Regions from separate parts of the Homo sapiens genome. Here region 2 is linked to region 1. The links are chromatin loops, found by intact Hi-C in ENCODE. Cell type or tissue: heart left ventricle. All regions are shown on one strand. Links, peaks and the distances in the headings refer to the core of each region. The heading gives the core; the rest is flanking DNA.

Region 1 (15,616 bases), core at 3,651-11,650:
CTCGAACTCCTGACCTCAGGTGATTTGGCCACCTCGGCCTCCCAAAGTGCTGGGATTACAGGTGTGAGCCACCGTGCCCAGCCTCTACAGGATTTTTACAAACAAAATTTTAGAATTTTAATTACAGTCATTGCCTTTGTTTTTTCTCATTCAGGGTTCTTTGTCTTATGCTTGGCTTTTTTCTTTTTTTTTTTTTTTGCCAGACGTTAAAATACATATCAAAAACACCATGCAGGCACCAGAGTCCTGAAATTGTCAGAGAATTTCTCACAGCATTGAAAAGCCACAAGTTGACCAAGTAAGTAAATCTCTTAAGTAGGAAGAGCGTGACACATGGTGAAATGATAGTTGCTACATTCGTAGCAACCGTGTATTGATATTCGGCTGGGTTTGGATTTAAAGAAGGATTATAGTATTGGAGATGAAACAACTGAAAGTTAGACATAGGGACTAGAGTAAGGAACAAATCTTTTTTTTTTTTTTTTTATAAATGAAGAAAGTTCATTTATCCTAGTGATACTGTATTACTCTGCCTGCTTATTCTGCAAAATTAGCAGAGATTAATTTACATTCTCAAAAAAGACGGGTGAGGGGAAATGGAAATGCTTCATGGAAAAGAAGGCAAATTTAGGTCATAGGTAGAGATCTCAATCAAATGGGCCAAAATACAGTTTATTTATATCTGCTAACTCCCAACTGCTAGCATCTGACCACAGCATAACAAGCTTGGAATCGGGGAACCTGGGCTGTAGTCCAGTTTCTGCCCCTTATAGCACCATGACCTTGGAAAAGGTATTTGACCTCTCTGAGTTTCATTATCCTTACCACTGAATAAGGATCATCTGCTAAACTCACAAGGCTGGGGAAAGGGTGAAGGGTGGTGTCTTCATGGAAACAATATGTGTAGATGTCCTTTTTGGACTCCAGAAGCCATAAATGATGCAACCTTATTTATTAACCATTAATGTGAACAGGGCCAACCATTTCTATGTTATTAACACTGCTTCTTCCCTAATGATTCAATTCAGATAAACCTTACAAAGCACTTCACACCAAGAGCTGAGTATCAGGGCCACTTGGTTCTTACAGACGCAGTGCCTCCAAGCCAAAATTGGTAGAACCAATAGTTCTACTCTTAAAGCAGGACCTCTCTAGCCTCCCATTATCTAGATGAAAATGAGCTTACTAATTTAGAAACACAAGTGAGTATATTCTAGGCTAACCAAAGTAATTCTTCTCTAATTATTGAGAACATTAAATGTCACGAGCTGATCTCAAAATATTAGTAAAATAAGTTAAATTGTTTTGAAAGGAAGGAAATGTGATAATGTAGAAATGGGGAAAAAACAAGACAGAATTGAAATATTATATTAATCAAGTACTAACCCTGGTTTGAATGGGTAAATGCAGAAGACCTTTCTTCCTTCTTTTTTTATTTATTTATCTTTTTTTTCAAAATTATACTTTAAGTTCTAGGGTACATGTGCACAACGTGCAAGTTTGTTACATATGTATACATGTGCCATGAGGAACAAATCTTAATGGGGTTTAAAAATCTTTTCTTGGCCAGGTGTGGCGGCTCATGCCTGTAATCCCAGCACTTTGGGAGGCTGAGGTGGGTGGATCACCTGAGGTTGGGAGTTCTAACCAGCCTGACCAACATGGAGAAACCCCATCTCTACTAAAAATACAAAATTAGCTGGGCGTGCTGGCACATGCCTGTAATCCCAACTACTAGGGAGGCTGAGGCAGGAGAATCGCTTGAACCTGGGAGACGGAGGTTGCGGTGAGCCAAGATCGCGCCCTTGCGCTCCAGCCTGGACAACAAGAGCAAAACTCTGTCTCAAAAAAAAAAAAAAATCTTTTCTTGGAGTCCCAGTTTGTATGACATATCGCATCAACCCCACTCCCAGAATTCAGACCAAATTGGATGAAAAGTAGGGTTGACAAGTTAAAGTACTTTTTATAAAGTTGATCAGTGAAGTCTTTTGACATTTGTGTTTGCTTGAGGCAAAAGTGGCTTGATCATCTTCTGTGAGTTCTTGTAGTTTCCAGTTCCTTTTCTTGGTCTGGAATGAGTTCAACCTTTTAAAATTGAAAACGTCATACATCAAGAGTTTACATGAGAAGAAAACTAGCCCGTTTTTTTTTTATTGGTTTGTTTTTTTTTGAGATGGAGTTTCACTCTTGTGAGTTCATGCTGGAGTGCAATGGTGCAATCTCGGCTCACCGCAACCTCTGCCTTCGGGTTCAAGTGATTCCTCCTGCCTCAGCCTCCACAGTAGCTGGGATTACAGGCATCTGCCACCACACCTGGCTAGTTTTGTATTTTTAGTAGAGACGTGGTTTCTCCATGTTGATCAGGCTGGTCTCGAACTCCCAACCTCAGGTGATCCATCCACCTCGACCTCTCAAAGTTCTGGGATTACAGGTGTGAGTCACCGTGCCTGGCCAATTTTGTATTTTTAGTAGAGATGGGGTTTCACTCTATTGGCCAGGCTGGTCTTGAACTCCTGACCTCAGGTGATCCTCCTGCTTTGGCTGCCCAAAGTGCTAGCATTTCAGGTGTGAGCCACCGTGCCTGGCCTATGTATACATTTTTGAATTGACTTGTTGATATCTGGAACAAATCCTGCTGAGATTCTGATTGGGATTGCCTTACATCTATAGGTCAGTTTTGGGGGAGAATTGACATCTTGACAATATTAATAATTCAAGATCGGACGGGCACGGTGGCTCACACCTATAATCCCAGCACTTTGGGAGGCTGAGGCAGGTGGATCACGAGGTCAGGAGTTCAAGACCATCCTGGCCAACATGGTGAAACCCCGTCTCTACTAAAAATACAAAAAATTAGCCGGGTGTGGTGACGGGGGCGCCTGTAGTCCCAGCTACTCGGGAGGCTGAGGCAGGAGAATCACTTGAACCTGGGAGATGGAGGTTGCAGTGAGCCGAGATTGCGCCACTGCACTCCAGCCTGGCGACAGAGCGAGACTGTCTCAAAAAAAAATTTAATAATAATAATAATTTAAGATCAGTCAAAGGTTAAAAAAAAACAACCCGCCAATACTGAACCTTCTAGTCCATGAAAACAGTGTAGCATACAGGTTCTGCACAAATTTTTTTAGATTTATACCTATTTCATAATTTTGCGTGCTATTGTAAATGGTGCTCATTTCTAGTTGTTGATTGCTGATATAGAAGTACAGCTGACTTTATATTGATCTTATGCCCTCCAGCCTTGATAAATCCACTTATTAGTTCTAGGAACTTTTTTAGTGTATTCTTTAGGATTTTCTGTGCAGAAAGTCGTGGTATTTGCAAACAGAGTTTTACTTCTTTCTCATCTGTATGGCTTTTCCTTCTTTTTCTTATTTCATTGCCCTGGCTGGGGCCTCCAGGATGATGTTGAGTAGGAGTGGTGAGAGCAGACATCCTCATCTTGTCCCTGATATTAAGGGAAAACAGTCAGTCCTTCACCATTAAGTATGATGCTAGTTTAGGTTTTCCATGAATGTCTTTTACCAGGTTTAGGAAGTTCAGATTGCTGAGATTGGATGTTGAATGTTGTCACTTGCTTTTTCTATATCTATAAAGCTAAAAAGATTTGTAGCCTTTTGGCTGTATCTTTTTGTTTATTTTTGTTTTTAGTAGTTACTGAAGGGATCCCTACTAGGTTACTAGTAGGGTTAATAATATGCATGCCTGACCATTTATAGTCCAGAGTTAATATTTTACCAGTTGGTGTATATAAGTCTCTTTACCTTCTTTTTGTGTTATGGTTGTATTTATAACATATAATCTACATACATTGAAACATATAATCTGCATACTATTAGTAGTGTTTTTACATTGACTTTCTGTATTCTTACATATTTTAAAGAACTTAAGAGAACAAAAATAGTCTTTTTGTCATCATTTCTTTTCCTCTCTATTCCTGAAGTGCCCTGCGTCCTTTTTATCATTTACTTCACCAGGAAGAACTGCCTTTGGCACTTTTCTGAGAACAGGTCTCTTGGCTACAAATTCTCTTATTTTCATTTAGCTGAGAATGTCATTATTTCCTTTCATTCCTGAAGGATAATTTCACTGGGTTGATTGATCTTTTCCTTCAGAACTTTTAAGATGTCATTTCAGTGACTTCTGGCTGTCACAGTTTTTGATTAGAAATCTGTGATCAGGCTGGATGCAGTGGCTCATGCCTATTATCTCAGCACTTTGGGAGGCTGAGGCGGGAAGATCACTTGAGGCCAGGAGTTTGAGACCAGCTTGGGCATCATTGTGAGACTCCATCTCTATATTTTGAAAAATAATTAATTAAAAAAAAATTTTAATCCGCTATCACTCTAACCCTAATGTGTCATTTTCCTCTGGCTGCTGTTAAGATTTTTTTTATCCCCCTCTACTCCTACTGCTTCACTTCACTAGCCTGGGCGCGGTGGCTCACGCCTGTAATCCCAGCACTTTGGGAGGCCGAGGCTGGCAGATCACGAGGTCAGGAGATCGAGACCATCCTGGCTAACACGGTGAAACCTCGTCTCTACTAAAAAAAAAAAAAAAAAAAAAAATCAGCTGGGCATGGTGGCGGGCGCCTGTAGTCCCAGCTACTCGGGAGGCTGAGATAGGAGAATGGCGTGAACCCGGGAGGCAGAGCTTGCAGTGAGCCAAGATGCGCCACTGCACTCCGGCCTGGGGGACAGAGCGAGACTCCGTCTCAAAAAAAAAAAAAAATTTAAATAAATTTCAAAAAAGATTTTCAAGTCTTTGGTCTTCAATAATTTGATAATGATATATTTCAGCTTTTTTTTCCCCAGTTTATTTTTGCTGAGCTTCTTGATTATGTAAATTTATGTTTCTTACTACATTTGTGAAGTTCTCAGCTATTTTTGAAATATTTTTTCTATCCCAATCTCTTTCTCCTCCTTTTCTTCAGCTCCCAGAAACACAACTGGTAAACCTCTGATACTGCTGTACAGGTCTTTGAGGCTCTGTTCCTTTTTAAAAAAATTTGTAGTTCAAATGGAATAATTTCTCTTTTTTTTCCTGTCTCTTTTTTTAGTAGAGATAAGGTTTCACTCTGTTGCCCAAGCTGAAGTGCGGTGGCACCCTCAGGCTCACTGCAGCCTCAGAGTCTAATGGGATAATTTCTGTTGATCTGTCTGTATATGCACAGATTGTTCTGGCATCTTCCGTTATCAAGCCTACCAGTGAATTTTTCATTTCAGGTATTTTTCAATTCTAAAGTTTCCATTTGGTTATTTGTTATAACTTCTATTCTTTCCTGAGAACTTGTATTATTCCATTCATTTCAGGAATGTTTACTTTTTCCCCCAGTTATTATAATAGTTAGAATCTTGATAATTTTAACATGTCATCATGGGCTTGGCATCTGTTGATTATCTTTTCCCTGGAGAATGAGTCGTATTTTCGTGGTCGAGGTAATTGTAGATTGTATCCTGGACATTTGAGTATTATATTGTTTAGACTCTGGGTCCTGTTAAAAGCTTCTGGTTTGTGTTTTAGGAGGCTGTCAATCCAATTAGGTTCAGACTTCAAGTCGGTCTTGCCTTCCGGGGCAAGGATTTCAGTGTCATTTGGTTTTGAAACCCACTCTGGGTCTTTGCATATGGGACTGGACTGGCGGTGGAACTTGCTCCCTTCTCACTTGGGGTCTTTGCTGTGCTGGGTCTGTTCCATGCTTGCTGTTTTGGTGCTGTTCTGCACATAAACAGCTCAGGTGAATCTAGAATTTGTGTTGATTGATACTCAAATTTGGAGGAGTCCCCTTCTCTAGCTCTCCTCTCTGGAACTTCCCTGCTCCTACCCTCTGGCCCACATGATACCCCCTTTTGGGTCCTGTAGCCACAAGTTCCGAGTTTCTCTCAAAGGTTTGCCCACCTGTTGTTACTAGAGCTGTCCTTGGAGCAGAGCAGGGAAAGTAGAAAAGGGAAAAGGGAAAAATGACTCTTGGGCACTCTGGACAGCAAGGGCTCCCTTCCAGGCTACGCCTGTTGCTGGTCCCCACCTGGGGGGCTGCCCTTGAGTTGTGAGCTCCTCCTGGGTCTCCAGCCTTTCTCAGTCTCCTGGCGAGAAAGATTGGATTTCTCCTGGAGTTGGAGCTGCTTGTGGGGCCACCGCAGCTGCACCAGGATTGAGGCCCTGAGAGAAAAGGGGAAAAAGCCCCAAGAAACTCACATCCATCCTCCACCCCAAATGGTTCTCAGGTTTTGTTTCCCTCCCAGACCACCTGCTTTTGTTTGCTTTTCAGAGTCGGGTATTTTTTTTGTTTTTTTGTCTGGAGATTTCTTCTTTTCTTTTCTTTTTTTTTTTTTGAGTTGGAGTCTTGCTCTTGTTACCCAGGCTGGATGGAGTGCAGTGGCACAGTCTCAGCTCACTGCAACTGCCGCCTCCTGGGTTCAAGTGATTCTCCTGTTTCGGCCTCCTGAGTAGCTGGGATTACAGGTGCATGCCATCACCGCTAATTTTTGTATTTTTAGTAGAGACGGGGTTTCTCCATGTTGGCCAGGCTGGTCTCGAACTCCTGACCTCAGGTGATTCGCCGCCTCAGCCTCCCAAAGTGCTGGGATTACAGGCATGAGTCACTGCGCCCGGCTGTGTCGAAATTTTTCACTGTAATCTGTGGAGAGAGAAAGGCTTTCGTGGGCTTCCTCCATCTTCTCCTGTAGCAGAAGTGCTAACAGTTGATTTTTAAGGCCTCTTTTCATCTCTTTGGGCTAATGTATTGCTTCCTAAGCCCAACATCTTTTCTACTGTAAGTATGGACAAATACTGTTCAAAAAACCTACAAATACATAGGCATTGTCTTGCAAGCTGATTCGTGATTGGCCATGATCTATATAAATTTAAAGCAGACTGTAGTATTCAAGGAGGATTGATCTTAGCTCCCTTTTTTCCACTAATGATCCTAAAATCGAAGATTTTTTAAAATCTTTTTAAAAGGCTTTCTAATCCTTTTAACCTCAACCCTTTGATTAATTGCTTGTTTCCATGACTCTGCCAAGAGTTAACGCTTCAGGCAGCGTTGTTGTCCAACAGCCAGAAGAGGGAGCGGCAGGCTTCTTCACTGTGGCTGGGCCTGGCTCCTCTGGGAACTTGCAGCTCTTGTTATATTTGTGAGCATAACACATTCAGTTATACTCTTGTAGTTATTTTTAAATGTACAATTAAATTATTGTTGACTGTAGTCACCCTGTTGGACTATCAAATACTAGATCTTATTCATTCTTTCTATTTTTTCATAGTCATTAACCACGTGCACTTCTCCCACCTCGCCCACCCTGCTGCCCGTCCCCGCCTCTGATCTGCTCTCTGGTCCTTCTCCTCTCTCTGTCTCCAGAAAGCATGGACTTCTTGGTTACAGCCTGTAGTGGTAGCTGAGATTTTGAGGCCTGGGTGAGGACGTCAGTAGGAGGGTCAGAGGATGAAAGTCAGCACCATGAGAGTGCCAGAGCCTCTCTGGAGAAGAGAAAATCCAGAAGGAGATGAAGAAGGGAGAGTCGGATCAGGAAAGAATTGAAAGAGAAGGTGTCATGGAAGCCCCGAGGGCAGGCAGTTTTAAGGAGGGAATGATCAGCAGTGTCAGATGGAGTAGGACCGAGGAGCAGCCGCTGGATTTGTCCGTGTGGAGGCACCAGGCCCTTGAAGCAAGAACACTTTTGGTGATCACTTGGGCAAGAGCTAGGGTGCAGGGAGTTGAGAAGCAAGGGAAGAAGGTAGAGACAATGAAAGTGGCTTGGTTCTGAAGCCAGCAGGGAATGTTTGTGCGCTGACCCCCTTAATTCCACCACCCCAGACTGGAGTGTGGAGTGCATGGGGGCCTGCTGTGACCACAGCAGTGCTCAGCTCCTTGGGTGTAGGACAGGGAACTTGCTTGGTGGTTTGACCTCGAGTTGGAGTTTTTCAGGGAGCGGTTGTGAATGTCTTTGCTGATCTTCTGGTCATCTCGTTACCTATCCTCTGTAGCTTTTAGTCTTTGCGATCCCTCTTCTCCCTCTTCACGTGGAGACCTCTCAGACGGGAACTGAGAAAACTAACCGGAATGAACTCATCTCCCTTCCAGTCCTTTCCGATTGGCTGCTGGTTCCCCTCACCGTGGTCTCAGTGGAACATGAGCCCCTTTGCTGGAGATTTGGGCAGCAGTTTCTGAGGGTCTTTACTTTTCCCTCCTGGAATTTCAGCCTCTCCATGTGTTTGTCTCCCCAGCCGGTGGCCATTCTCCACTCTCCTTCCAGACCCTCCCTCCTTCGGCTGGAGCTGCTTTTTTACTTCTGTGTTATCAAGAGGTTCGTTCCTCCACAATCATTCCTCAGTCCTCAGAGTCCAGTTGTCAGCACAGCTGTCATTCCACTGAACTGCACAGGCCACCAATGACCTCTTGGTTGGCAAATACAGTGACTTCTATATTGACACAGTCAACCTATTTTTCTCGCTCTGTCTCCCAGACTGGAGTGCAGTGGTGTGATCATAGCTCACTGAAGCCTCAGACTCCTGGGCTCAAGCAATCCTGCCTCAGCCTCCTGAGTGGCTAGGACTACAGGTGTATGCCACCATGCTTGGCTAATTGTTTTATTTTTATTTTTTGTAAAGACAGAGTCTCACTTTGTTGCCCAGGCTGTTTTTGAACTCCCAGCCTCAAGTGATCCTCCTACTTTAGCCTCCCAAAGTGTTGGGATTACAGATGTGAGCCACCGTGCCTGGCTTCTCCTGGCCCGTTAAATGGAGGCACTTTATGGTGTTCTGTCCTGGTCTTCACTCACTCCACAGTTGGTCTCTGGACCCATAATATCCACTCCATGGTTTCATGTAACTCCTTGCAAATAAATCTAGTGCTGGTTTTTTTCCTTTAGTTTTAGACCAAACTAGACACACTTTTTGACAGAAGCCTCTTCAGAGTTATAAAGGTACTACAAACTCAAATTTCATGTTAAATAATGTATTTTTTTTCTAAACAACCTAACCTTGACTCTATCTGTTCCCTCACTCCTCCTCCCTGATCCTACCCAATCTAGGCAGTTGTCAAGTCCTGTTGACTTTACCTGAGGGTGACGGGAAGTGTTTCACGTGTTTAGACGCTTACTGGCATGCCTGCTCCTGCTGGCCAACTTCATAACTCACTCTCACTCACCCAGGGGGTGTTACAATGCATTCCTCACTGTCTGCCTCCATTTTCTTGGGTCTTCCCAAATCGCTGCCAGCACCAGCCAGAGCATGCCCCTCTTCCTTGATTGCTCTCCTATATTGACCAAGTCACACCCAGCCTCTTGATAGTCAGGGCCCTTTCGATCTTGTCCCAAATGACTCTTTCACCCCATGTCCCACCCCTCTCTAGCTGTTTCCTAAAACTCCGGGAGCTTTCTTTCCTCTGGGCACGTCCTTGTGTTGTTCCTGCCCTGGCTGGCTGTCCCTCCCATCCCTTTTGTGTTGAAAAGCCATCAGGATCTAGTGCAAGGGTCATCTCTGTGGAGTCTCCCTCCTTGAGTCTAGAGTAAACATTTGGGGGATTACAAGCAGTAGAAATTGACTAGAACTGCCCTAATAATGACTGCCATTTATGGAGAAACTATCGTGAGACAGATGGCATTATGACACTTTCCATCCATTATCACATGTACACTAGAAGCAGATGGCCAAGAACAGGAGCTTCTCTGCCATTTACTAGCTTTGCAACTGTAGACAAGTTATTTACTCTCTCAGTGTCAGTGAAATCTGAGGATTTGATGTAGTTCCACATGGAAAGCAAGCAATAAATGGTAGTGGCGGCCTCTGGAAAGATTTTCATCCCTGTTAATCCTCTCATAAGATAGTTAAGTACTGTTATCATTCCTATTTCACAGATGAGGAAACTGAGGCTCAGGGAGAGTGGGTAAGTGTTCTGCTTCCCCCAACACATGGCTGCAGGAGTCGTGGCTTCTTCATGTTTTCACTCCAGAAGGTCTTTAATGCGATAAATACTTACTGAGCTGATTGGAAAGATGGATATGCAGCCCCAGGGTCAAATTGAGAGAGAAATGTAGAAGTTGTTGCCTGCACAGGGGTGGTCACTGCAGTCATTTGATCTCCTCTGAAGTTCTGTAGTCTTTCAGAGTCCACATGATTCAGCCACCCTTTCAGCAATGATCTGTTTCTTTCTTTGAGGCAGATGATCACTATATCTAACTGTCACTCAGATCTTTTGTTGTGAAAATTTACATGTATTTGTCTTCTTTCTCCAGCTGGGTTAAGTGCTTTCAGGGCAGAGGCACTGTACCTGTATTTCTGTGTATTAACTCCTGCCCCTTTTAGTCCCTGTTTTGTTTACTAAGATAATAAGTCAAATTTGGGAAATATTAAATCTTCATCTCAAAAAGGAATTTACCCATTTCTAAGAGATGACCACACAAGATGATTTTGTGTGTTTTAATTTTTTAGTTTTAGAGATAGGGTGTGGCTCTGTCGCCCAGGCTGGAGTGCAGGCTAAAGCGATCCTCCTGCCTCACCTCCTTGTCCTCTGCCTTCCGTAGCTGGGACTACAGGTAGCTGGGACTACAGGCGCAACCCATCATGCCCAGCTAATTTATTTTAATTTTTTTGTAAGGTTTTTTAATGTCGCCCAGGCTGATTGGGAATGCCTGGCCTCAAGGGATCCTCCCACCTGGCCTCCCAAAGTGCTGGGATTACAGGCATGAGCCACCACACCTGGCCTAAGGTGATTTTGTTAGTTGGTACTTTCTATAATTTGGATGAAGAAAGCATTATTTTCTTCACATTTTCCAGATAGGAATTACCGTCCTGGGCCGGGCACGGTGGCTCACGCCTATATCTTACCACTTTGGGAGGTCGAGGCAGGTGGATCCCCTGAGGTCGAGGGTTTGAGACCAGCCAGGCCAACATGATGAAACCCCATCTCTGCTAAAAAAATACCAAAAATTTACTGGGTGGGTGTGGTTGCGAGCATCTGTGATCCCAGTTACTTGGGAGGCTGAGGCAGAAGAATCACTTGAACCCTGGAGGCGGAGGCTACAGTGAGCCAAGATCGTGCCACTGCACACCAGCCTAGGCAATAAGAGGAAAACTCTGTCTCAAAAAAAAAGGAAAAAAGAAAATGACCCCCCTGTTTTTAAAATGGCATATGCCCTGCTGCTTTGTTTCCTACAATCATGCCTCTGATACCCATTCGTACCGTGGGCTGGGAGTCACTCACATACACGCTCCTGTTCCCATTCTCTCGATTTACAGTTGAAGGAACTGAGGGCCACACTCCAGTGGTTCTCCCATTTTTTATCTGGCAAATTATTCTCTGTGCAGCTCAGTCAGGACTCAGGACTTAGGGCTATGCGAGTTGTCAACGCTGTACTTTCCCTCCACAGAGCTGAGAAGCTCCAGCTGCTGAACCACCGGCCTGTGACTGCTGTGGAGATCCAGCTGGTGAGTGAAGGGCGCCTGTGCTGGGGAGGCTGCTGTGGGTCTGAGATGTAGAATGGCTGTGGTGGACAAGCCAGGAACTGCGTTTTTTTTAAGAGGCTGCCCAACCACTCCATTTCTTAAGGAAAAAGAGACCTTGCCAGTTTGATCCTAGTTAGTGTGGACTTAGGGACCACAAAACACTGGAGGAGATTTCATTCCTCCTCTAGGGTTTTGGCTGATGACTTGGCGGCTCTCCGACTCCCCTGATGTCCAGGCCATTCTGGCCATTGCTTCCCTGTAGGCGTTGTTGCCAACCAGATGTTGCATAAAAAACATGAAATTCAGCATGTCTCTGGTGAACATTCTCTGTCCCCACGCCCACCCTTCACCCTGCTCTTGCTTCCTCTCTTTCTGGGTGAGGGGAGCATGTGTGCGCTGTCCCATCAGCTCCCTTCCTTGCTCATCTCCTGGCCTGGCCTCCCACGCCGGAAACCTGCAAGCCATTCTCTTCCTTTCATCTCACAGTCAGGGAGTCCCCAAGTTCTGTTGCTTCTGTCTTCGTTCTTGCTTCTCTCCCCCGTGTACTGCGTTGATTTCTGCCATTATTTCTTCACGCGGCTCTTGCGGTTATCCTCTCCCCATTCTCCCTGGCTCCCCAAGTCCATCTCCCACATCACCGTCAGAGATCACATCTAAAACCATGAATGTGATCCCATTTCCCTGCATAAACCGTTTATTTAGTACAGCCTCATCACTTGTGAAGTCCGCTTTGTACTGAGAGCGTAGGCTTTGGAATAGGAGGAGGCAGCCAGAGTAGAGGGGCCTACGATGGGATAAGGGGCCCGGGAAATGATCCAGGGAGATACCCGGGCCACCACTGGGCACGCTGTGGCCGCTGCCTTCTTATTACAGGGCAGAGAGCATCGGTACCTGACAAGTGTTAAGCAGGCCGTCTAATTGCCAGTTTAAAAAAAAAAAAGAAGAAGAAACTTTAGAGAATTAACAAAATGAGAATAAAGCAGTTTCCAAAGTCAGTTTTAGAAATACTTAGCTCTTTGTCAAATTTCCTTTAGAAAAGTATGGAAGAAAATGGTCAAAAATACGATTTTTAGAGTTGCTAATGGAAAAACTTTTTAAAAGGCCACAGGGTATTTAATTTTTTACTAAATTGTTCATTGTCTTCCTAGGGTTGTTTTTGCCCTTCAGAATGTACCCAAAATTAAATTAGAACAGTTCCTTTCATGAAGGGTGCCTTTCTCTGGGAACCCGCCTGTAGGCTAAATAGAAACCCCTTTCTCATGTGTCCTGATTATTTTCATGCTTTACACTGTATTGGAGTTTCAACCTAGAGCTTAGAGGAGAGAAAAAACAAACAGAACAGCAAGAAACGAATCCCTGTCCCTCTGGGTTAAAGATCATATGTCATGTCTCCTCCAGCTTTAATCAGCAACATATGTTACTCATGGCTTAATGACAGGCAGAGAGAAGAGATGAGGATTAGTGTGACCTCAGCCAGAGCCTGTGGAAAGTGGTATCATTACTTGGGGGAAGATTTGCTGCTATTGAGAGTGCCTGGGGTGGGCCGGGCGCGGTGGCTCATGCCTGTAATGCCAGCACTTTGAGAGGCCAAGGTGGGCAGATCACCTGAGGTCAGGAGTTCAAGACCAGCCTGGCTAAAGTGGTAAAACCCCATCTCTACTAAAAGTACAGAAATTAGCTGGGCATGATGGTGCACACCTGTAATCCCAGCTACTTGGGAGGCTGAGGCAGAATCACTTGAACCCGGGAGGCCAAGGTTGCAGTGAGCCAGGATTGCACCACTGCACTCCAGCCTGGGTGACAGAGTGAGACTCCATCTTGGGAAAAAAAAAAAAAAAGAGTGCATGGGGTGTGCCAGACACGGTCTCAGTCCTTGGTCCTGGTGCCTGTGATTGTCTGTCACTTCGAATGCCCGCCCCATAGTCTTGGAAGGGGGCAAGTGTCCTCTCCATTTTAGCCCAGAGGGCTGGTGAGTGGCTGATTGGGACCTTCTGATTCAGAAGCTTTACTTTGCTCCTCCAAGCCAGGTACTTGTGCTTGATGAGAAGAAAGATGTGTGTGGCATCCCCTGAGATGGTTTCCTTCTCGTTTCTACAAAGTAGGTAGGCCTTGGTAGAAACTGCTGTTTCTCAGTAGTTGGACCATTTTATAGCCAGATTCTTCCCACTCTGGAATTTGGCTACAAAAGGTAGCAAATTGTTTACCAAGGTTTGTAGCAGTATCGCTTCTCACCAGAGTGAATAAGAAATGAAAGCTGTGGCCGAACATGGTGGCTTGCGCCTGTGATCCCAGCACTTTGGGAGGCCAAGGTGGGAGGATTGCTTGAGGCCAGGAATTCAAAACCAGCCTGGGCAACATAGTAAGACCCCATCTCTACAAAAAATGAAAAAAATTAGCCAGGTATGGTGGCGCACACCTGTGGTCCCAGCTACTCAGGAGACTAAGGTGAGAGGATTGTTTGAGCCCAGAAGTTCAAGGCTGCAGTGAGCTATGATAGTGCCACTGTACTCCAGCCTGTGTGACTGAGCAAGAACCTGTCTTTTAAAAAAAAAAAAGCAAATGGCTGGGCACGGTGGCTCACGCCTGTAATCCCAGTACTTTAAGAGACCGAGGTGGGTGGATCACCTGAGGTCAGGAGTTTGTGACCAGCTTGGCCAACATGGCGAAACCTCATCCCTACTAAAAATACAGAAATTAGCTGGGCATGGTGGCGGGCACCTGTAATCCCAGCTACTTGGGAGGCTGAGGCAGGAGAATCGCTTGAACCTGGGAGGCGGAAGTTGTAGTGAGCGAAGTGTAGTGAGCGTGACTGCACTCCAGCCTGGGCGACAAGAGCGAAACTCCTTCTCTAGAAAACAAAAGGAAATAAAAGGTTTCACTTACAGTGGCAAGCACAAAGGACTTGAGTGAGAAGTTCCCTATATTAACACTAGAGCCATTTTTTCTCCCTGGGTTCAGAAAACAGTCCCAGCATCCAACATTTATTAGCATTCACTTGGAAGCCAGGTGTCTTTTGGAGGCTGAAGCCTCACCTCTTCAGTTACGCCTGGGCTGTGATTTGCTGTGGCCCTCTGATGACTGCCTGCTGACTCAGAGGCTCGGTGAGGAAATGAGGTGGCCACCCAGCTTAGGACTTGTTGTGCCCGGTTGTGTATTGATTTGGAATGATTTGTGAGCCCTCCGGCCTGAGGTCAGTGAATCCTGTGACCTCACAGGCCACTGCCCTGAACAGCACTACCATCTAGGCCTGTTAGTGATTTCGTGATTATGAAGTCTTGACTCATATAGAGCGTTATTGCTTGTAAAACACTGTTACATGTGTTCTCCTTTTGTCCTCGCTGTAGGCGTTACTTTCATTTTACATTAGAGAAAGTTGAAATTTAGAAAGCCAGATTCAGTGAACTGTTCTGGATCAAATATTTAATAGTATACATTGTTGCTATCAGATCTTTGAATCATTTTGAGGAAAGTAGGACTTTAGGTTTGGCGACTTCAAGTTGCCATTTTTGGAGGTCGGCAACCCGGTTTGATGCTCCTGGGATTGAGATAATAAATGTATCATTTATGTTAACCCAGCTGTTGATACTTTGGATTTTTAAGTTTTATTTCCCCTTATGTTCTCAACTACCTGAAATGGTTGGTATCTGAGAACCTTGAGATGGTGCTTTGAACTTTACTTCTTTATTTGGACTGTTTCTCCTGTGTTGGAAAGAAAAGGTGAAAGGCCGGACACAGTGATTCATGTCTATAACCCCAGCACTTTGAGAGGGTGATGTGAGAGGATCACTTGAGCCCAGGAGTTCAAGACCAGCCTGGGCAACCCCATCTCTACAAAAAATAATAAAAAATAATTAGCTGGACATGGTGGCACATAGCTATAGTCCCAGCTACTTGGAAGGCTGAGGCAGGAGGATTGCTTGAGCCCAGGAGTTTGAGACTGCAGTAAGTGATGATTGCGCCCAAAGAATAAAGCAGGGAAAGGAGGGAAATAGCCAAGATTTGATTATTTAACCTGGAGAAAAGATGATCTCCGTTTGAGAAAATAATGTGCAGAAAAGAATTTTGCTAAGTTCACTAACGGCCGGAGCTTTTATCAACATCCAATCCTCCTTAATTACAGTCAAGACCTTTTTTTTCAACCTAAGGTTCCCAGTCACAGGAAGAAACCCTAAGC
Region 2 (15,616 bases), core at 5,030-13,029, 190 kb after region 1:
ACACAAAATGTTTCCAATCAAGGAAGCTCACCTGAGCTTTTGTGTCCAGAGTTTTTATTAGGGGTCAGTCATGACATAGGCATTTGGTATTACCTGCACAACTGACTTCAGGGTCAGGCTCCAGATCCCCAGAGAAAAAGCAGGTGTCAACCATAAATCACATTGTTAGCATAAACTATCTGGTTAAACCAGTACAGCATGGCCCAAGGCCTCAGACACATGAAACATTTCTTATCAGACATAAGATTCTATGATAGGAGGCAGCCAATAGCCAGTCCTGAAAACAGGCCTGTCTTGGGAATGTGCAACCAGGCCTGCTGAGTTAATAAACTTTTCCAGCAGAGATTGAAAAGGATGGGTCAAAGGATATCTGTAGGTACAAATTTGAGAGATAGTGCCAAAGAGTTTTTCAAAGTGATTATACCTGTTTACTCTCTAACCAGCAGATGTGTAAGAACTTCAGTTCTTCTACTTTGCCAATACCTTGTACAGTTTAATCTTCTAAAATTGTAATTTTCTTCCTCGTGTCTATTGATATCTCATTTTGGTTTACATTTTTATTTCCTTAGTAACTGAGACTGAGCACCTTTTCATATGTCATTGACCAGTAGCCTATGTTGTGAAGTGCCAGTTCAGGTTCTTTGCCTGGTTTTCTTTTGAATCATTTGCTTTTTTCTCATTGATTTTTAGGAATTATTTACATGTTTTGATATGTACACTTCATGTGTGTTTCAAATAACTTCTCCCATCTATCTGCCTTGCCTTTTCTCTCTCTTAAGGCTGTCTTTTGAAAAATAGAAGTTAATTTTAATGTCTAATTTTGTGATCTTTTTCTTTACTGCTTTTGGCATACCATTTAATAAATCTTTTTTCCAATTCAAGTCCTTGGATATATCCTCCTATGTTATCTAATGAAAAGTTTATTGCTTTACCTTTCTCTTTTAGATCTGTAACCTGCCTGGAATTGATTTCTTTTCATTGTGGTAAGAAACACATGACATAAAATACTCTCTTAAAGATTTACAACTGTACATCTCAGTAGTGTTAAACATATTTACAGTGTTGTAAAACAGATTCAGAAACTTTTTATCTTGAAAAACGGAAAACTTTATACTCATTAAACAATAACTCTCCATTCTTCTTCTCCCCACTCCCCTCCTTGCTGCTCCTGGCAGTCCCTATTTTACTTTTGTCTCGATTTAAGTACCTCATGTGGCATCAAATAGTATTTGTCTCTTTGTGACTGGCTTGTTTGAGTTAGCATAATGTCCTCAAGTTTCATCCATGTTACAGGATGTGACAGGACTTCCTTTTTAAGGCTGCATAGTATTTCATTGTATGTCTGTACCACATTTTGTTCATCCATTCATCTGTTGATCAATTTGGGTTGCTTCCATTTCTTGGCTATTGTGAATAGTGCTGCAGTGAACATGATGTGCAGATATCTCTTTGAGTTCTTGCTTTCAGTTATTTTGTGTATACTCAGAAGTGGAATTGCTGAATTATATGGGAGTTCTATTTTTTATTTTTTCAGGAAGCTGCCGTACTGTTACTCCATAGCAGCTGCACTATTTTACATCCCTTCCAGTAGTGCACAAAGGTTCCAGTGGTGCACAAAGGTTCCAGTTTTCCACAGCTCACCAACACTTGTTATTTTTTTTATTTTTTTATTTTTTATTTTTTTAAATAGTAGCCATTCTAATGGATATGAATGGTAACTCATTATGGTTTTGATTTGCATTTCTCTGATGATTAGTGATGTTGAGCATCTTTTCATATGCTTGTTGTCTATTTATGTATCATCTTTGGGAAGAAATACTTTGTTCATTTTTAATTGGATTTTTTGATTTTTTGCTGTGAATTGTAGAAGTTCTTTATGTAATTCTGAATATTAACCCCATAGCAGATACATGACTTGCAAAATTGTGTTTCTTTAGAGTTGATTTCTTTAACTTTATTTTGATTCTTTAATTGGGCCATCTATCCAGACCAGGCTGGTCTCGGACTCCTGAGCTCAGGCAATCAACCCGTATCAGCCTTCCAAAGTGCTGGGATTACAGGCGTGAGCCACCCTGCCTGGCCGCTGTGGATTTTTAAATAAACGTCCTTTATCATGTTAAAGAAGCTTTCTTCTGTTCTTAGTTTACTAAGTGTTTTGTTATGAAGTGATGTTGAGTTTTGCCCAGTGTTTTTTTCTGTGTGTATTGAGATGATGTGTTTTTCTTTATATTTTATTATTATGTATTACACTGGATGATTATCTTACATTGAACCACCCTAGCATTCCTGAGATAAATCCAAATTGGGCTGCATCGAAACTAAAAACTTTTGTATTACAAATGTTATGAAGAAAGTGAAAAGACAACCCACAGATGCTATCTAGAGATTGGTATCCAGATTATATAAAGAATTCTTGCAAGTCAAATAATAAAAATTTACATCACCCAATTAGTAGTTTAAGTCAGCCAGAGTTGGTTCCTCTTGAATCACCCAATTTGTGGTGAATTGAAACTATAATCAGATACTACTTCACACCCACCGGGATGCTTATAATAAAAAATACATGGGAAATAGTACAGTAGTTCCTCAAAAAATTATAGAATTACCATTTGATCCAGCAGTTCCACTTCTGTGTATATATACAAAAGAGGTCAAAGCAGGGATACAGATATTTGTGCACCAGTGTTCATAGCAGCACTATTCACAACAGTCAGAAGGTGGAAACAACCTAAATGTCCATCTACAGATGAATGGGTAAACAAAATGTGGTAAAGATGGATCAATAGATCACAAAGGAATATTATTCAGCCTTAAAAAGGAATGAAATTCTGATACATGCTACAATAAGGATGAAACTTCAAGACACTGTGCTGGGTGAAATAAGCCAGACACAAAAGGACAAATGTTGTATAATTTGACTTATGGGGTACATAGAATAGGTCAATTCATAGAGATAGAAAGTAGAATGGAGGTTATCAGGGGTGGGGTATGATTTCATTCCTGTAAAGTTCAGAGTTACTCTTATTGGAGGAAAGGATACATTATGACTAGAAGGAGGGACAAGGAAGGCCACTGGGTCATCTTCTATTTCTCAATCTGTGTTTACTCCATAGAATTTGATTGAGCTGTTTAGCTGTGGTTTGCACATTTTCCTTTACGTATAAACTTTTTACATATATACTTTTATTAAAATCTACTTAAAATGGGGAAAAAAAAGATATCTAGATTTCAGCTTTTAAATGCTGGTGCAATGATAGCCATTTTCGGCTGGGTGCAGTGGCTCACACCTGTAATCCCAGCACTTTGGGAGGCTGAGGCAGCTGGATCACCTGAGGTCAGGAGTTCAAGACCAGCCTGGCTAACATGGTGAAACTTTGTCTCTACTAAAAATTAGCCAAACCTGGTGGTGGGTTCCTGTAATCCCAGCTACTCGGGAGGCTGAGGAAGGAGAATTGCTTGAACTCGGGAGGCAGAGGTTTTGCAGTGATCCAAGACTGTGCCACTGCACTCCAGCCTGGGTGACAGAGTAAGACTCTGTCTCAAAAAAAAAAAAAAAAAAAAAAAAAAAAAACAAGACAAAACACTCATATCTGAAATGTGGTTTACATAGAATGTTCTTCCAGGCAAAAAAAACAAGATTAAAATTACTGGTTTTGAAAATGTATTCTGTTCTTTCTTATATCAAAGTCTTGATGTTGGTGGCTAGAGAGAACTTCTTAGGTTTTCTACCTGTATTAGTCCGTTTTCATACTGCTATAAAGAACTGCCCAAGACGGGGTAATTTATAAAGGAAAGAGGTTTAATTGACTCATAGTTCAGCATGGCTGGGGAGGCCTCAGGAAACTTAAAATCATAGTAGAAGGTCAAGAGGAAGCAAGGCACTTTCTTCACAAGTCACAAAGGAGAAGTGCTAAGTGAAGGATGAAGAGCCCCATATAAAACCATCACATCTCGTGAGAACTCACTCACTATCACGAGGACAGCATGGGGGAACCTCTGCCGTGATTCAGTGACTTCCACCTGGTCTCTCCCTTGACACGTGGGGATTATGGGGATTATAATTCAAGAGGAGATTTGGATGGGGACACAAAGCCTAACCATATCACTACCATTTTTCTTTTCTTTTTTTTTCATGCCTGGATTTTTTCGTTGTTCCCTCATGAACATTTTAAAGTGTAATTAAGCAAAAGAGAATACTATACAATGGTTTTTAACAATTTTTTTAAGTTTCCCCCCTCCCCCCAAGACAGGGTTTCCCAATGTTGCCTAGGCTGGTCTCGAACTCCTGGCCTCAAGTGATTCTCCCACCTCACCCTCCTAAGTAGCTGGGACTACAGACATGTGCCACTGTGCCCAGCTGCCTATACAGTGTTTTTATTTTATTTTATTTTTTTAAGATGGAGTCTTGCTTTGTCACCCAGGCTGGAGTGCAGTGGCATTATCTTGGCTTACCGCAACCTGTGCCTCCCGGATTCAAATGATTCTCCTGCCTAAGCCTCCCAAGTAGCTGGGATTACAGGCACCCGCCTCCATGCCTGGCTAATTTTTGTATTTTTAGTAGAGACAGGGTTTCACCATGTTGGCCAGGCTGGTCTCGAACTCCTGAGCTCGTGATCTGCCCGCCTTGGCCTCCCAAATTGCTGGGGTTACAGGCGTGAGCCACCATGCCTGGCCTTTAATTTTTTTAAAAAGTAAAACTTCTTTAATTTTCTTCTCGCAAGAATTGAATAGAATGATAGAATGAATGCCAGTATTTTATAATGTTGTATCCAGCAGGTTGCAATCAGGGAGGCTCCAACAGAGTCACTTTTTCTGTCTTTTTATGTTCAATCTATGCTGTAAATTGGTTTCAGAAACTTCTGTGAGTCTATCAACTGTAAAAATGGAGATGACTATGAAAGGATCTTACGCTTTTATTCTTCTTTGATCCACATGTCTGTTTGTTCCTCCATCTAGAATATAAAGATGATTAAGACTCTACCTGTCTCCTTTAAGTCCAGTGAAGAAGATAGATTTACAATTAATGGTAATTCAGTATAACTGCCGTAAGAACAGGGCATTCAGAATGCCCTGTGAGCTCAGAGATGGCGCTACTGTATTCTCATGTTTAAAGGATAAGTAAAAGTTCCCCAGTTTGAGAAAAGAGGGGAAAAGGACTCCAGTGAAAGGAAATTGATGAAATTACTGTTGACTTTACTTGTATATATTAACTGTCTTTCAGTGTCTCTGAAAACTTGATTTGGGACTATTTCCTTTGAACAGAAATAATAGCATTCCTGCCTGATAAATGTCCTGTGGTCAAATAATATGATTTCCTAATCATTCTGCACACTAAACTTCCCCCCACCAGGAAATCAATGCCTTAATGCTAAATTTCCTCTGTACTACTTTCTGTAAGAGTAAGAGGTTCCTATTTCACAGTCACGACACATTCCCAACTCAATTCACATTCCAATCCATCTTGTCCAACTTCATTGAAAGTTGATACACTGAACCATTTCCTTTACTTAAAAGAAATAGAATTCTTCCTAAATTCTATCTACTGTTGGAATAGAAAGAATATCATGCTTCTAGACTGACTAATTTTTTTTCTTCTTGATATAAGTATTGACAACATTTATTCATTTGTTTCTAGGCAGCACAAGACTGTTGAACTTTCCTAGAACTGAGTCTGAGATTTGCAAAGCTGCCAAAATATTTTGAAACAAATGAAAATATGTAAACATGAATGTTATCAGCTGTTTTACAGTATTTGTGTTTTAGAGATAATGAGCATCTGGTGGACCACAGGAGCCCAGGGGGATTTCAAACTCCAGATTCCTTTTTGTGTAATCATATCTGGCTGGAGTTATTTGTTTTCTCTGCATGTGAAACTATCAAGTCATAATTCTTCAAAGGGGAATGTTTATTGCATTATTTAAAAATAATAAATTATATTACTAAATAAATAACAGCAGGCCAGGCATAAACCAATGATGAAAGTTTGTCAGAAACTAAGGCTTCTGATTAATTCTGTGCTCTGGACTATAATTGGAAGGAAGGATTATATTAGAGTTTACAATGAGTTTACAGAAAGAAAGGAGAGGGATAAATTATATTTAGTTCACAGTAAATCTGAATTCAGAACCCCTGGTTGTAAGACTAGTCTTTTAACCTTTAGAGTTAAAAAATGTATATGTACAGCTGGGTGCAGTGGTTCACGCCTGTAATCCTAGCACTTTGGGAGGCCAAGGTGGGTGGATCGCTTGAACCCAGGAGTTTGAGACCAGGATGGGCAAAATGGCAAAACCCTGACTCTATAAAAAATACAAAAATTAGCTAGGTGTGGTGGCAGGTGCCCATAGTCCTAGCTACTCAGGAGGCTGAGGTGGGAGGATCCCTTGAGTCTGGGAGGTCAAAGCTGCAGTGAGCCGTGATTGTGCTACTGTACTCCAGCCTGGGTGACAGAGAAAGACCCTGTCTTAAAAAAAAAAAAAAGTGCGTGTGTGTGTGTGTATGTACGTTGAAGAAAACTATGAGAAAAAGCAAAAATGTAGAGTCCATAATGCATAATGTTGTGTTAAGCACATAGTTTAGTCATTGGTACATATTTCTGGAGATGGTCTAAAGATCTATTTTTTAAAAACTGATTTTAGTTAAATCAGAGGTTAGCAAATCACAGCCTGCAGGCCAAATCTGGCCTATCATACATTTTGTTTGTCTCTTTGTTGTGTTTTTGGTGTTTTTTTTTCTTTCTTTTTTTTTTCCTTTCCTTTTTTTTTTTTTTTTTTTTTTTTTTTTGAGACAGAGTCTTGCTCTGTTACCCAGACCAGGCTGGAGTGCATTGGTGCGATCTCAGCTCACTGCAACCTCTGTCTCCCAGGTTCAAGCAATTCTCCTGCCTCAGCCTCCTGAGTAGCTGGGATTATAGGTGTGCACCACCATGCCCAGCTAATTTTTGTATTTTTAGTAGAGATGGGGTTTTACCATGTTGCCCAGGCTGGTCTCAAACTCCTGAGCTCAGGCAATCTTCTCGCCCCAGCCTCCCAAAGTGCTGGGATTACAGACGTGAGCCACCGCGCCTGGCCCTATCATACATTTTGGTAAATAAAGTTTTATTAGAACATACTATGCTCAATCATTTATATGTTTTGTGTGGCTGCATTTGCCCTGCAGCAGTAGAGCTGAGTAGTTGGAACAGAGACTGTGGTTCATACAACCTAAAATATTTACCCTGGCCTTTGTTACAGAATAGGTTGCTAACCTCTGAGTTTCTCAGTTTTAGCCCATTCACAAATGAAATAGTTTTTTTTTGTTGTTTTTTTTGAGACAGCCTCACTCTGTCGCCCAGGCTGGAGTGCAGTGGCATGATCTTGGCTCACTGCAACCTCTGCCTCTTGGGTTCAAGCAATTCTCTTGCCTAAACCTCCTGAGAAGTTGGGACTATAGGCACATGCCACAACGCCTGGCTAATTTTTGTATTTTTAGTAGAGACCAGGTTTCGCCATGTTGACCAGGCTGGTCTTGAACTCCTGGCATCAAGTGATCTGCCTGTCTTGGCCTCCCAAAGTGCTGGGATCCCAGCCTCTCTCTCTCTCTTTCTCACTCTCTCTCTCTCCCGCTCTCTCTCTCTCTCTCTCTCTCTCTCTATATATATATATATATATATTTTTTTTTTTTTTTTTTTTTTTGAGACAGGGTCTCATTCTGTCACCCAGGCTGGAGTGCAGTGGCATAATCACAGCTCACTGCAGCCTCAACCCCACGGGCTCAAGCAATTCTCCTGCCTCAGCCTCCCAAGTAGCTGGGATTACAGGTGCGCACAACCACGCCCAGCTAATACTTGTATTTTTTTGTAGAGACGAGGCTTCTCCATGTTGTCCAGGCTGTTCTCGAGCTCCTGGAACTCAAGCAATCTGCCTCAGGCAGGAATCCTGAAATTCTGGGATTATAGGTGTGAGCCACTTCTCCTGGCCCACAAATGACATATTCCTTATAATCTACTACAGTGAGCTTTGCATGGTTAATATATTTGTTGTGTTGAAACTATCTTCCTGATTTTTTCCAATTTTTTATAGAGAAACCTGGAAAGAATAGTACCATAAATACCTATATACCCTAACAGAGAATTATTGTTAAAATTTTGCCATATTTGCTTTATCTTCTCTGTGCATATGTATACTCACATGGCTTTTTTTTTATTGGTATTAGTTGAAAGTTGCAGATATTATGCTTCCTCAGCGCATATCCCTAAGAATAAAAGCATTTTCCTCGACAACTGATTATGTTAAAATTTGAAGACGTGTATGAGGTTTTTGTTTGTGAGGGCTATATGACTGGCGTTTCTCCAGTATATGACACTTTGTTCATCCCTATGTTCCTCTTTATAAACTGCAGAAATTCTAAATATAATGCATTAGTTGTCTATTGCTTGCAAGTAGTAGACTGAATGATGGCTCCATAAAGATGTCCACTTCCATTAGATAAAGAAAATGTGTACATATACACCATGAAATATTGCACAGCCATAACAAAGAGCGAAATCATGTTCTTTGCAGCAGTTTGGATGGCGCTTGAGGCCATTATCCTAAGTGAATTAATGCAGAAACAGAAAACCAAGTACCTCATGTTCTCACTTGTAAGTGAGAGGTAAACACTGGGTACAAATGGACATAAAGATGGGGACAGTAGACACTGGGAATACAAGAGGGCAGAAGAGGGAAGGAAAAATAAGGGTTGAAAAACTACCTATTGGGTACTGTGCTCACTACCTGGGTGACAGGTTCAATCATATCCCAAACTTCAGCATCACACACTATACCCCTGTAACAAACCTGCACATGTACCCCCTGAATCTAAATAAAAGTTGGAAAAACAAATCAACCCAGATGGCCATTTCCTAATCCCTGGGGTCTGTGAATATGTTACCTTATCTGGCAAAAGGAACTTTACAGATGGAATTAAGGAATTTTAGATGAGGAGATTACCGATCATCTGGTGGGCCTAAAGTAATCACCAGGGTCCTCATAAAGGAGAGGCAAGGGAGTTGAAGGTAGAGAAGGGGCTCTGAAGATGGGAAGCAGAATAAGTGTAGGAAATGTGAGCTTGCCACACTGCTAGTGTTGAAGATGGTGAGGCTAAGAATTTTCACATCCACTTTCAAAACCATTGTGTCCTGGCTCCTTTTAAACCATCTTTCCCTCAATTTCTCTGTCCTCTTACATCTTATTGTAAACACCAAGAAGAAACCTGGCAGTTAACTTTGCTTGGAAATCTTTTTAGCTAGACCATCTAATTCATTCGGCACATTTTCTACCTTCCACATCACTGTAAAATTGGGTTGCTAAACTTTCCACAACTACCTAACAGAGATCCCTTGCCTCCAGTTTCTACTCAGATGTTCCTCACATTCCTTAAAACTCACAGTCCACCTCCTAACAATCTAAAATCTACCAACTATCAATTCCTGGCAATTTAGGCTTTACTGCTCCTCTCCTGAAAGGCCTTAAAGTATTAGAACTGGGCCCTATTATTAGAACCTATTTCCCAGTTCTAATATTCCTCCCACATTTTTGGTATGTGTGACAATGGAACTTTACTCCTGATACCAAAATCTGTATGATTTATATATGAAGCATAACAAATTATTCTAAAACGTATTAATGGCTTAAATCAACAAACGTGTTGTCTCATAGGTTCTGTGGTTCAGGAATCCAGGCAAAGCTACCTAGATGCTTCTAGCTCAGGATCTTTCATGAAGTTGCAGTCAAGCTGTCAGCTGGGCTGCAGTCATCCAAGGCTCAGCTGGGAGAGGATCTGCCTTCAAGCTCTCTCATGTGACTGTTGGCAGGCCTCAGGTTTTCACTGGCTGTTGGCTGGAGATGCCAGTTATTTGCCACATGAGCCTCTGTCTACGGCAGTTGACAACATGCAGCTGGCCTACCTCAGAGCAAGCAACCAAGCAAGAGAGCAAGATAGAGTGCTCAAGACAAAAGATAACAGACTTTTTGTAACTTAATCTCAGAAGTAACATCCCATCACTTTTGCCAAATTCTGGTTGTTAGAAGCCAGTCACTAGATCTGTCCCACACTTGAAGAGGGTTAAACAAGGTCATGTTCTTCATAAGATTAATCCAAGTACAGAATTGGCTTAATAACATTTCTGACGATTTTTCCTATAACTTGTAAAACCTTGGCTATCTGAAACCCTTGGGAAGTGAATCATCCTTAAAAGCTAAGTTTCTGGATAGATTTTTACCATGAAGGGACCAAATCTTAATAATTTGGAGTAGAATCACTTCTGCATTTGATCACATATTTCTTGCCTTTTAAAATAAATTACTGATCATTATTTGAAATTTTATTTCATCAAAAGAAAATTAGCAATTGTGTGTTATAAAAAGAAGGTGTCTGTCTTCTCCTTATGTAGGGTATAGAACTGTTCATCTCTTTACTAAAAACTTAAGGCTTCTGTCTGCCTTTTATAATTTCTGTTTCTTTCTTTGTTTCATTTGTTACCTCTTAGTTATCAGTACTTGCCCATTGCCTTCCTGTTTACTGTATCTAGTAAGTTGCTGCAAAAGTAATTGTGATTTTTGTATTAAAACAAATGGCATTAGATTCTCATAGGAGCACGAACACTTTTGTGAACTGTGCATGTGAGGCATCTCGGTTGTTCTTGCCTTATGAGACTCTAATGCCTGATGATCTTTCACTGTCTCCGATCACCCCCAGATGAGACCCTCTAGTTGCAGGAAAACAAGCTCAGGGCTTCTACTGATTCTGCAATATAGTGAGTTGTGTAATAATTTCACTATATATTATGATGTAATAATAACAGAAATAAAGTGCACAGTAAACGTAATGTGCTTGAATCATCCGGAAACCATCCCCTCTGCTGGTCCATGGAAAGATTGTTTTTCACAAAACCGGCCCAAAGTTGGGGACTACTGCTATAGAGAATTGGATCTGCGGTCTACAAGTAATGTTAATGACATTTATTTTAAGTTGCACTGAGACTTTTGTTTACATCTTTTTTTTTTTTTTGAGATGAGAGTCTCGTTTGTGTTGCTCAGGCTGGAGTGCAAGGCACAATCTCAGCTCACTGCAACGTCCGTCTCCTGAGTTCAAGCGATTCTCCTGCCTCAGCCTCCCGAGTAGCTGGGATTACAGGTGCCCGCCACCAAGCCCAGCTAATTTTTTGTATTTTTAATAGAGATGGGGTTTCACCATACTGGTTGGCCAGGCTGGTCTTGAACTCCTGACCTCAGGTGATCCACCCGCCTCGGCCTCCCAAAGTGCTAGGATTACAGGCATGAGCCAACATGCCTGGCCTGTTTACATCTTAATTATGAATTGTTACTATAGTCAGCCCTTTGTATCTGTGGTTTCCACATCCATAGATTCAACTAACCATGGACTGAAAATATGTGGGGGGGAAATGATGCTTACATCTGTACTGAACGTGACGGACTTTGTCATTATTTCCTAAAAAATACAGGATAACTATTTACATAGCATTTGCATTGTATTAGGTGTTATAAGCAGTCTAGAGATGATTTAAAGTATACAGGAGGATATGTGTATGTTACGTGCAAATACTACACCATTTTATATAAGGCACTTGAGCACCTGTGGATTTTGTTATTCACAGGGGATCCTGGAAACAATCCCCTGTGGATACCAAGAGATGACTGTATAGGGGAGGCCGTGGTGACAGATGAAGTGGCACTGGGCTTAGTAAGGGTAAGAAAGCTAAGAGTGGCCTGAGGACAGATGACAAACATGACATATTGCTCACTTTAGCCAATGCTCAGAATCTCTTAGGTTTTTGAAACTTCACAAGCAATTTAGGCAAACTCTCCTTTCTTCTCTATCTCTGTATTCTATGTAATCCCACAGTTGAAGGCTGTTCTTATAGTGGAATTAATTATACCTCACTCCAAAAACTTGACCCTGATTTCCGTCTACAAACCCAAAGCAGCAAATACAATTTACTTTTATATTTGAATTATTTTCTTTGTAATGGTGTCTGTTGACAGCCAAAGCCTCTTGTATGGAAACATACCACCACTGCCACAAGTAAAAGCTATAAAGCAGTGTTAAATACTGTATATAGAGCTCACATTTGTATATGCATTTCTTTTAGGTCTTATGTAGTGTGTGTACTGTGGAAGATCGAGAAAGTGCGTTAGGTTGTTAGACAAAAGACCCAGAAGGCCTGCTAGAGATGCCACAGGTGGAACTAAGAAAGCAATCTCTGTGTCACTCAGGCTTTGAGAAACTTCCTTCAGAATCATAAAACATTAGAACTGGGAAGGTTAAAAAATCTTTAGTCTTTTTTTCCCAGCTCCAGTCTCTTGTGAATAATTAACAGTAAAGTTAAAGATTATGGGAATTACGTGCCTCCTTTTTTCCCTTGCACAACATAGAATTTGTTTTCTAATAGTAGTTTATTTGTTAGCTTTGCATTCCCATAAGTGATGGTTTCCAGCCTTGGCAAACCCTTGCAGCCTCCAGCCACAAGTCCCCTGGACCTCAGAGAATGTATATACTGTATGTGCACCCTAATAACATATTTCCTTAAAACTAGTACTACTGGATCCTCTAACTTTAGTACATGTCTTTCATGTCCAACTTTTCAGAGGCCGCCAAACTAGCAACCCTAAACTCATTTGTCACTATCAAAACATAATATACGAATATGGAAAGCTAATATAAAAATGGTAAGGGACTGAGCCATTTGGAAGGTAACTTAATGTAAGTGCCTGAAAAACAGGGATACAAAAAAGCAAAGGGACAAGAAGCAAGCCAGTTCACCCTGAACCCTACAAATGTTTGGGAATTAGAAACATCAAGTATTACAAATTAGGGGAAACGGATGAAGTCTGATACTAAAAATAGGGAGGTTGACAGTCTGTGTAGGAACAGTTAGACTTCCAGATCCTTATCTCTATACCCCACCTCCCCCTCTGCAGAAGAGATAGATTCCCTTAGGGAGGAAGAAAACTAGAGAAAATAAAGACACTAGGGGGAGAGTGTGATGTCAGCAAGATAGTGGAATAAAAGATACCTGGCATCACTCTTCCCACAAAAATGCAACTAGAAATTATTCAGGCTGGGCGCGGTGGCTCACTCCTGTAATCCCAGCATGTTGGGAGGCCGAAACGTGTGGATCACTTGAGGTCAGGAGTTCGAGACCAGCCTGGCCAACATGGTGAAACGCCGTCTCTACTAAAAATACAAACATTAGCTGGGCATGGTGGTGGGTGCCTGTAATCCCAGCTACTCAGGAGGCTGAGACAGGAGAATTGCTTGAACTCGGGAGTTGGAGGTTGCAGTGAGCCAAGATCATGCCACTGCACTCCAGCCTGGGTGAAAGAGCGAGACTCCATCTCAAAAAAAAAAAAAAAAGTATTCAAAGACAAGAATATCAACCTGAGTTCACCAGAACTTGGGGAAGAAGTGGAGAAACCTCCTGGGCCAACAAAATTTTTTGTAAAATAAGTGGTCATTTCAGACTGTGCCACCCCTTCCCCCCAAGCTGGCATAACACCACTCAGGGAGAATTTTCCTAGCCCTGCAGTTTCCAAGGTGAGAGGAAGGAATTGGAGGTGTGTATTCAGTCTCCTCACTGGTCTGGGAATCTTCCCAGGGAGCCCACTCCCGTCCCATCAGGGAGAGCCAGGAGAGCTGAACTATCTGGGGTAAAGTGGGGACAAAGAGCAGGGCACTGATTGTAGCAACTAGTATATGGATCTTGCAGCTACTCTGTACTCTAATTAGCCGAGACACCCTATTGACAAGGATGGCCAGTGTCTTAGTGCCACTGGGGTGTAATCAGTGGGAAGGCCTGAATCCCTGGTCGGATTTTCCACAAAACTTAGTGCTCACATGGAACCTTCCCGTGGCCCAGAAACAGCTATAAGATTGGGATTAAGCTGGGCATGGCAGCTCATTTCTGTAATCCCACTTTGGGAGGCCAAGTTGGGTGGATAATTTGAGCCCAGGAGTTCAAGACCAGCCTGGGCAACATAGCAAAATCCCACTTCTACCACAAAAACAAAAGTTAGCTGCATGTGGTGGTACGTGCCTGTAATCCCAGCTACTTCAGAGGCTGAAGCAAAGAGTCGCTTGAGCCTGGGAGACAGAGGTTACAGTGAGCCAAGATCGCACCACTGAACGCCAGCCTGGGCAACAGAGCAAAACTGTGTCTCAAAAAAAAAAAAAAGTTGGGATTAACTTCCAGTGTACACTTAAGCACTTAAGACTTTCACAGACTGGGAAATGATGACAGGATAGCAATATAGTTGGAGAACAATGTTTACCTTTCGGTGGTCACTATAAGTCTTCCTGTCTGTGAAACAATGTCAGGGCAAGTTAGTTTAGTTTTAGTGCAGTGTTTTGAACGGCAGGGCAAGTTAGTTCTGTTTTAGTGCAATGTTTTGAATGGCAGGGCAAGTTAGTTTAGTTTTAGTGCAGTGTTTCAGTTCTGATGCTCACTGTAAGTCTTCCCCAGAATGGGAAGAAACAATAGGCCAGTACTTAAGCTCTCATACTAAGTAAAGGCCCGAAATCACCAAAGAACACCTGCAAAACCTAGAAGAAATGGCTGTGTCCTCAAATGTGCAAGCATCAACATAAACAAGCAATGATTATGAAAACTTAGGGAAATATGACACCACCAAAAGAAACCAACAAAGCTCCACCAGTGGACTCAGAAGAATTGAAGATCTATGAAATGTCAGACAGAGAATTCAGAATAAGCCTCTTTAAAAAGTTCAGTGAATCTGCCAGGCATGGTGGCTTACGCCTGTAATCCCAGCACTTTGGGAGGCCGAGGTGGGCAGATCACGAGGTCAGGGGATCGAGACCATCCTGGCTAACATGGTGAAACCCCATTTCTACTAAAAATACAAAAAATAAGCAGGGCCTGGTGGTGGGCACCTGTAGTCCCAGCTACTCGGGAGGCTGAGGCAGGAGAATGGTGTGAACCCAGGAGGCGGAGCTTGCAGTGAGCTGAGATTGTGCCACTGCACTCCAGCCTGGGAGACAGAGCAAGACTCCGCCTCAAAAAAAAAAAAAATGTTCAGGGAATCACAAGAAAATAGAGATAGAAAATTAAATGAAATTTAGAAAGCAATCCATGTATGTAGTGAGAAATTTGACAAAGAAATAGAAACAAGAAAACAAATAGAAATCCTATCTATAAACAATACAGTAACTGAACTGGAATAACTCATTGGAAAGCTTTAGCAGCAGACTTAATCAAATAAAAGAATTGGTGAGCTTCAGGACAGAACATATGAAATTACCCATTCAGAGGAGCAAGAATAAAAAAGGGTAAAGAAGACCTACAAGAATTGTGGAATACCATCAAGCAGACTAACCTCTGCATAATAGGAATTCCTGAAGATGAGGAAGAAAAGGGTGTAGAAAGCATACTTAAGCAAATCATGGCTGAAAAAGTCCCAAATCTAGAGAAAGATGACACTGTCTAGGTACAGGAAGCTCAGTGATCAGCAATTAAAATCAACCCAAAGAAGAGATACCTATGGCACATAACAATCTGGTTAACAAAAATCAAAGACAAAGAAAGATTACTCAAGGCAGCAAGAGAAAAGAAATGTGTCCCATT

The links. Hi-C counts contacts between places; a loop is a spot of excess contacts. Peaks named below come from ENCODE experiments on the same cell type or tissue, not always from the same donor. Only the 100,000 strongest peaks of a DNase experiment are listed, where the experiment ranks them.
Region 2: a loop joins it to region 1, with 3 times the contacts of the local background. A loop is called at or near these places in 3 of 110 quality-filtered maps.

The regions. Positions count from the first base shown.
Region 1 is chr7:66,134,077-66,149,692 of GRCh38, forward strand. It overlaps CRCP (CGRP receptor component), which reads left to right. Exons shown (of 6, transcript NM_014478.5): 4 at 204-298; 5 at 11,367-11,424. Among named protein-coding and RNA genes, the nearest start is that of CRCP, 27 kb to the left of the region's middle. RefSeq lists enhancers at 13,930-15,129, 14,409-14,588. In heart left ventricle, for the core only: a CTCF peak has its summit at 7,057 (motif pointing right); DNase peaks (open chromatin) are centred at 7,075, 11,405 and 11,645.
Region 2 is chr7:66,321,260-66,336,875 of GRCh38, forward strand. The region is part of intron 3 of TPST1 (tyrosylprotein sulfotransferase 1); the gene reads left to right. Among named protein-coding and RNA genes, the nearest start is that of LINC00174, 71 kb to the right of the region's middle. In heart left ventricle, for the core only: no CTCF peak of the experiment used is centred there; a DNase peak (open chromatin) is centred at 9,802.